2 separate regions of the Homo sapiens genome follow, and region 1 is linked to region 2. A link is a contact called in ENCODE Hi-C or POLR2A ChIA-PET data. All regions are on one chromosome and are shown on one strand. The core of a region is the stretch at or near the end of the contact, and the rest is flanking DNA. Distances in the headings are between cores, read along the strand shown.

What was found. A loop is a pair of places that touch in the nucleus more often than their neighbours do. ChIA-PET counts read pairs that join two places held with the same protein, here RNA polymerase II (POLR2A). Pooled maps may share reads with other maps.
Region 1: a loop to region 2 is called in a map of B cell, with 22 times the contacts of the local background. The contact joins the promoter of TECPR1 here to the promoter of CZ1P-ASNS in region 2. A Hi-C loop is called at or near these places in 7 of 168 maps with a recorded cell type or tissue (B cell, CD4-positive, alpha-beta T cell, CD8-positive, alpha-beta T cell and 2 more), 4 of 37 single-sample maps with no recorded cell type and 13 of 50 pooled maps. POLR2A ChIA-PET finds 5 or more read pairs at or near these places in 3 of 52 experiments (MCF 10A, OCI-LY7 and activated T-cell).

What each region holds. Positions count from the first base shown.
Region 1 is chr7:98,250,661-98,255,084 of GRCh38, reverse strand. TECPR1 (tectonin beta-propeller repeat containing 1) reads left to right here and starts at 2,853. Exons shown (of 26, transcript NM_015395.3): 1 at 2,853-2,959; 2 at 3,537-3,691. It overlaps LOC124901706 (a long non-coding RNA gene), which reads right to left and starts at 2,726. Exons shown (of 2, transcript XR_007060448.1): 1 at 2,557-2,726; 2 at 1-2,201. RefSeq lists silencers at 2,567-2,666, 2,757-3,146 and an enhancer at 2,463-3,206.
Region 2 is chr7:97,971,108-97,973,807 of GRCh38, reverse strand. CZ1P-ASNS (CZ1P-ASNS readthrough) reads left to right here and starts at 1,450. Exons shown (of 19, transcript NR_147989.1): 1 at 1,450-1,673. It also overlaps the pseudogene CCZ1P-OR7E38P and the pseudogene CCZ1P1. RefSeq lists a silencer at 1,545-1,854.

The sequences.
Region 1 (4,424 bases), core at 1,604-4,103, 280 kb before region 2:
TATCCTACTGTGAAAGGAAAATAAATCTCGGGACCCCAAGATCACTACGCCAAAGAGAAAAGTCAAGCTGAGGGTCGCATCAGACAAACCTGCCTCCCGTTTTATTCTTCAATAAGATAGCTAGAAAGTTCAAAAGAGCTACATACCCCCCTCACAATTTCTCCACAAGCAAATTCCTTTCGGGCCTCAAGATCTTTGCCCTAAAACAGTTCTGATGAATTTTCCCTGGCAATGTAAATTGATAGCTTATCTTCACAGGTACAATGCAGAAAGTCAGCCCTCCGCTCACTGAAGACAAATGCATATGTGATTTCTTCCTCTGTCCTATTGTTTATACAAAATGCAGATTCACTGAGCCAGACAGTGAGTAAGGCATATGTGACTATTCCTCTACCCACTCTCACATGTAAATTGTGTATTCAGTGAAAGGCTGATCACAGACTCAAAAGAAAGCAAACTTTTGGCCGGGCATGCTGGCTCACGCCTATAATCCCAGCACTTTGGGAGGCTGAGATGGGTGGATTACCTGAGGTCAGGAGTTCAAGACCAGCCTGGCCAACATGGTGAGATCCTGTCTCTACTAAAAATAAAAAAATTAGCCTGGCGTGGTGGCACACACCTGTAGTCCCAGCTACTCAGGAGGCTGAGAAAGGAGAATCGCTTGAACCTGGGAGGTGGAGGTTGCAGTGAGCTGAGATCTCACCACTGCACTGCAGCCTGGGTGACAGAGTGAGACTCCCTCTCAAAAAAAAAAAAAAAAAAAAAGAACTCGGGATAGGGGGACATGGGTCCCCAAGCCCCTGAATTCAGGAAAACTATATTGAACTTTGTCACCACACATGAAAACTGCAAGGGGCCACAGAAAGCTCCTAATTCAATGCCTCTTTTTCATTTTTTTTCAATGCCTCTTTTAATGTGGAAACTAAAGCTAAAGAGGAGATAAATGGCTACAGAGTGTCACAGGCAGGACAGAACCCAGGGCTCCCTACCTCTAGACTGTTTCTCCAGCAGTCTAGCGACCACTCATCCTCCTTTTTTTTTTTTTTTTTTTTTTTTGAGACAGAGTTTTGCTCTGTTGCCCAGGCTGGAGTGTAGTGGCACAATCTCAGCTCACTGCAAGCTCCGCCTCCTGGGTTCACCTCATTATCCTGCCTCAGCCTCCCGAGTAGCTGGGACTACAGGCGCCCGCCACCACGCCCGGCTAATTTTTTGTGTTTTTAGTAGAGACGGTGTTTCACCATGTTAGCCAGGATGGTCTCATCTCCTGACCTCATGATCCACCCGCCTCGGCCTCCCAAAGGGCTGGGATTACAGGCGTGAACCACTGCGCCCGGCCCACTCATCGTCCTTCTGCTAATAGCACCCTGATCTTCCTCTGAGGAGCCACCCCCTGTGCCTGGCTGAGCCCTTATGCTTGAGGGGGGCTCTGCCCACATCTCCAGACCAAGTCCACAAATGCCAGTCCCTCAGGCCCAAGCTAAAGTCAGGGTCAGACACAGGACTCCACAGAGCCATCCGGGGTGAACAAGAGGCTTCTGGGGGCGTTTTCTTCCACTGGAGCTGGCCTGTGTGGGGCTTCCCCAAACATGAAGGCCCAGGAAAAGCCTGTGTGCAACCCCAGAAATGAGACAGAACTAGAGGGGGAGCAGGAATAGGTCCCTAGGTCCAACCAGGTGACATTGGTTTAGCTCAATGTCGGGTAGTATCTAGCCTTCCATCAGATGCCCTTTTTTTTCTTTTTTGAGAAGGAGTTTTGCTCTTGTCGCCCAGGCTGTAGTGCGGTGGCACAGTGGCACGATCTCAGCTCACTGCAACCTCCACCTCCCCAGTTCAAGCGATTTTCCTGCCTCAGTCTCCCGAGTAGCTGAGATTACAGGCATGCGCCACCACCCCTGGCTAATTTTGCATTTTTACTAGAGACGGGGTTTCACCATCTTGGCCAGGCTGGTCTCAAACCCCTGACCTCAAGTGATCCGCCCGCCTTGGCCTCCCAAAGTGCTGGGATTACAGGTATGAACCGCCGCACCTGGCCGACATCTTTCTTTTTTCTCCTTTCTCCATCCTAACCTTGCCAGTTTTCTGCCAGGCGGGATACAGTGTTTTCAAATCCCAGTTCCATCGCTTACAACGTGAGTCGCTCCATCTCTGAGCCCGTGTTCGCATTTGTAAAATGGGAATGACGCCGCCAGCTCTTTGGGTTGCTGGGAGGATGAAATGAGAAGACCCAAGTAAAGCACTTACGTCAGTGCCCGCCACCCCGGGAGGACTCGCATATTACTATTAATATATTAGGCCAGCTTACACTGGGTTTTGTCACTGACAATAGAGTTTGAGCAATCCAGGGCCTGTTACTGACACCACACCATGCTATAGTCACAAAATCACATATGCTTCCAGGACTCCTCCTCGAAAGAGTAAAGCTTTAAGTGTAGTGTGTGCTCAAGGGCTACGTTTCAGTTCGATGGATACCAGGAAGACACCTGTTCCCTGCGTCCTCTCCACGCCCCAGGCCGGGCGCCCACACCCTGCTCCTCCTGACGCCGCACAGCCACGCACCCAGGTACCCTCTCCGCCACCCCTTCTCCTCGCCTGCAGGCGGTGTCCACACCGCCCTCTCCGCTCCTGCAGACCGGGTCCTGGAGGGCGGCCGGGCGGTCCACGGGCCGGTGTCGCGCCGCCAGAGAGAACGCGGCAACTCGCTTCAGCCGACTCTGGACTCCTGACCTGGCGCGACCCCGGAAGTGGGCGGGCGCGCGACCTCGAAGCCAGCACCGACGCGGCGCACCGCAGCCAATCGCACGTCCCAGGTCGCAGCGTCCTGGCGAGGCTGGCCAATGGGCACGGGGCCTGATGCCGCTTCCGGCCCACCCTCTTGCCCGGTCCCCGGGAGGGCCGGTCCGCTCCTCCCGGACGCCGAGGACCTACCACCGCGACTTCGCCCCGCCCGGCGCGGGCCCAGGTGAGTGCAGAGTGGCGCCCCAGCTGCAGCGGCGGCCAGGGCCGTGGGAAAGAATGGGGCGATGAAGGGCTGGGCACGCCGCCTTCCCCACCACCCCCAGGCTGTTTGCTCGCGGGGAGGGAGGAAGGAGGGACCGCACTTGTCATCTCGCCTGCACACCTGGAAGGTGCCGCCCCCGTCCCCTGCCCTGGAACGCCCACAGGCTAGCGAAGTTGCCTGGTGCAGGTGACGCCCCCATTCCAGCCTTTGGACTGGAGCCATAGGAGAAGCGGATCGCGGGATCCTGGTTGTTTTCGAGAATCACGCAGCAAGGGGCCTGCCTATCCCTCTCCCTGGGTATTGATGGGAGCAAATCTGCTTGTCGTAAGATTAGCTTTGGCAGATGGTCAGGGCCCAGAGCTCCGACATATGCTACTGGTGGCAGTGCAGGGGCCCCACCTGTCACCCAAGTGCACAGCACTGGGCTGAACGCCAGGCTGACTCAGGACACCTCCTGCCCGGTGGGGCTGGGCGGACCCTATTCTTCAGGAAAGAATCAACTACCATGCAAGTTCTGCTGCTTTTTCCCACCTTTTAGGACCCTGATGTCGCTTTTGAACAGCCCCTGCACCTGGCAGCCAGCGAGCTACTGTAGTAGGCATTGCCGACTGTTTGCATACCGGATGGGAGTGACAGTGTAATAGAAAAACAAGCAAGAAACCTTTTAGGTAGGACTCCTAAGGCTCAGAGGAAGTAAGTGCTTGCGGAGCGTTCTTTGTACTGTGTCTTTTCCTCTACCACATCTCTGTCCCCGCCTCTCTTGGGTGCTTTTTTTGGTCTCTGAAAGGATCTGTGAATAAACTGAGACAGAAAGGCAGATGGCTTTGAGGGTGGCGAGCAGACCTTCTTCGTGGAAAGACTGAAGGTTCAACTCAAATTCATCTTGTAGAAATTCTTGGTGAATTCGAGGCTGCTGATTTGGAAGATTTTCCTCCATCCCTCTAACCCTACAAAACAAACAAGTCCCAGGATCCCTGAATCATGGGGCTTCATGTTCCAACCCCCCTTTCAAGAGTCCTCTGACCCAGTGACCCTGTGTAAGTTGCCTGATCAGCTCACAGCCAGAAAGTGGCCCATGAGGAGCTAGGGGGAGCCTCTTGGCAGAGGCAGAAAGAAAGTGTGGCTGACCAAGGATGGTTACCGGATGTCAACTGTAGCTAGGAAGTGACGACAGGTGCCTGGGTCTCTACTCTGAAGGGAGTTTGTAAATACAGCAACCCCCCACCCCTCCCTTTCACTGTAGCAGAGTCTTCTCCCATTAACTGCCCAGAAGATTCAATGATGTCTATGAGGAAATTAGTGCTTAGTCATTTATTTGAAGGAAAGTCAAAATCTCCTTTCATTGAGCTCAACCTGCAGACTGAGTCTAGCTAAACTGCTTGCTTATCCAGTGAATTCTGAGCTATCTTTGTTTTGTTGTTGTTGT
Region 2 (2,700 bases), core at 201-2,700:
ATGATCTGGCCGCTGCACTCCAGCCTGGACAACAGAGCAAAGTGCTGTCTTAGAATAAAATACTTTTTAAATAAACTAAAAACAAAACAATGGGCCAGGTGTGGGTGGCTCACATCCGTAATCCCAGCACTTTGGGAGGCCAGGTGAGGCAGAATAGGGCATGAGGGTAACCAAGGGTTAAGGCAGAAACAAAAGAACAGCAGGTGCAGCCAGTTCTAGGCAAGATTAGGCAGCATGGAGGCCACGTGTTCATTCCGTCAATCAGGCGGAGAGGGGGGCGGGGGGAGGGTGACAGCTTCTGATTGACGGCGGGGGGTGGGTGGTGGTGCGCAAGTCTCCACTTCAGCCTCTGATTGGTCACAGGCCAATCCTTCAGAGGGTGTAACCAATCGGAGGCATCTAACGGGCACCTAGGGGCGTTACCTAATTCTTCCAGCTTAATAAAAATCCTGACGGGTGCTATCGAACCGTTTGCTCTATCCCGCTCCTGCTGTGTGAATTGTACTTTCGCTTCAATAAATCTGTCTCTTCCTTACTCCGGTTTTTTCTTTTGTTTCTTTTCGTTGCTTTGTTCTTTTGCTACTTTGTGCATTTTGTTCAATTCTTTGTTCAACACGCCAAGAACCTGGGCAATCCACGGTCAAGACCTTCCATCCAGTAACAGAGGCAGGAGGATCCCTTGATGCCAAGAGTTCGAGACCAGCTGGGGCAACAAAGTGAGACCCTGTCTCTACTCTCTAACTCTCTCTCTCTCTCTCTCTCTCTCTCTCTCTCTATATATATATATATATATATATATATTTTAATTATCTGGGCATGGTGGTGCATGCATGTGGTCTCAGCTACTCAGGCTGAGGTGGGAAGATCGCTTGAGCCTGGGAGTTGAGGCTGCAGTGAGCTATGATGGCACCACTGCACTCCAACCCGGGTGACAAAGCGAGATCCTGTCTCTAAATTAAATTAAAAACAATACCACCAAAACAACAACAGGTTGGGCGGTGGTGTCTCACGCCTATAATCGGAGCACTTTGGGAGGTCGAAATGGGAGACCATGTGAAGCCAGGAGTTCGAGAGCAGCCTGGGCAACACAGACCCCACCTCTACAAAAAATAAAACTGGCCTTGATGGCGCGCCCTGTAATCCTAGCTACTTGGGAGGCTGAGGCAGGGGGATGGCTTGAGTCCCAGAGGTTGAGGCTGCAGTGAGCTGAGATCCCGCCGCTACACTCCAGACTGGATGACAAACTGAGATCCTATCAAAAAACAAACAAACAAACAAACAGTGCCCCACTCAGTTTTTCCTGAAACGCGCAACCCTCGCCCGTAGCCAGGAGAAAACTCCGCGAGCCAGCAAAACACAAACTCGGCCGGGAAACAGACAACAAGGCCACCCTGGGGTGCCAGAAGAGGACGCTGCGAGGCGGGTTCTTCTTCCTGGTCGGCGGCGAGCGCTTCCGGGGTGGTGGCGAGGGAGGCGGAAGTGCGGTGTTCTAGCAGGTGGCTGCTTTCTCTGGGCTGGCTGTGGGAGGCTCCCGAGGTGGGGACCCGGCCGGGATGGCTGCAGCGGCGGCCGGGGCTGGGAGCGGGCCCTCGGCGGCCCAGGAGAAGCAGTTCCTGCCGGCGCTGCTGAGTTTCTTCATCTACAACCCGCGCTTCTGGCCGCGGGAAGGAGAGGTATGCGGAGGGGGCGGCGCGTGAGCGGGCGGCGTCGGTGCCCCCCAGGGGCGGCGGCCCTGTGGTTCTGCCCACCTCGAGCGGCACTGACCTAGCCTGCGTTGTGCCAGGTGCTGAGCCCGGGCCGGGGGCTGCGGCGGGGACCTGACAGCAGGCAGGGACCGCTTCAGGTCCTGGGTCGATGTCTGTCTATGGAATAAAGCCCCGTCAGGTCTGTATCACTCCACACCCCAGGTTCAGTCTCTTTGCGCTTTGCGTTGCGTCAGTTCTGGGAAATTAAAATTGAACTTGGCTTTGTTAAGTGGGTAGTCCCCAACTAGAAGCGTGGAAGCAGAGTGGCAGACGCTAGCCTTCAAATGATGCAAGCCTGGAGGACCCTGTAAAAGTTTTCACCCAAATGAGGAAAATTAGTTCCGGGACACGTGTGTGTGTGTGTGTGTAAGTTAGTTACGGGACACGTGTGTGTGTGTGTAAGTTCCGGGACACGTGTGTGTGTGTGTGTGTTTTCTGAGGTGGGGACGGCGACTTTCTCAAAGGATGTCCGGAGCTGTGTTTCGTTACCAGCAAGTCAGAGTTCTTTTAAAGACTGTCCAGGCTGGGCGCTGTAACTCACGCCTGTAATCCCAGCACTTTAGGAGGCCGAGATGGGAGGATTACTTGGAGCCAGGAGTTCCAGACCAGCCTGGGCAACAAAGCAAGACCCCCGACTCTACCAAAAAAAAAAAAAAAAAAAAAAAAAAAATCGAAAAATGAGCCAGGTGTGGTGGCACGCACCTGTATTTCCAGCTACTCAGGAGGCTGAGGCCAGAGGATCGCTTGTGATTGAGGCTGCAGGTGAGCTGTAATTGGGCCACTGCACTACAGCCTGGGTGACAGAGACCCCATCTCCAGAAAAAGAAAAAAAAAAAAAACTCGTCAGTTCAAATGCTTGGGAACTGGCTGGATTTAATTTTCAGGGAGCTATGTGTCTGCAGATGTGCAAACCTTTATTTCTTACAAGCATTGGTGTATTACAGATTAGCTCTAG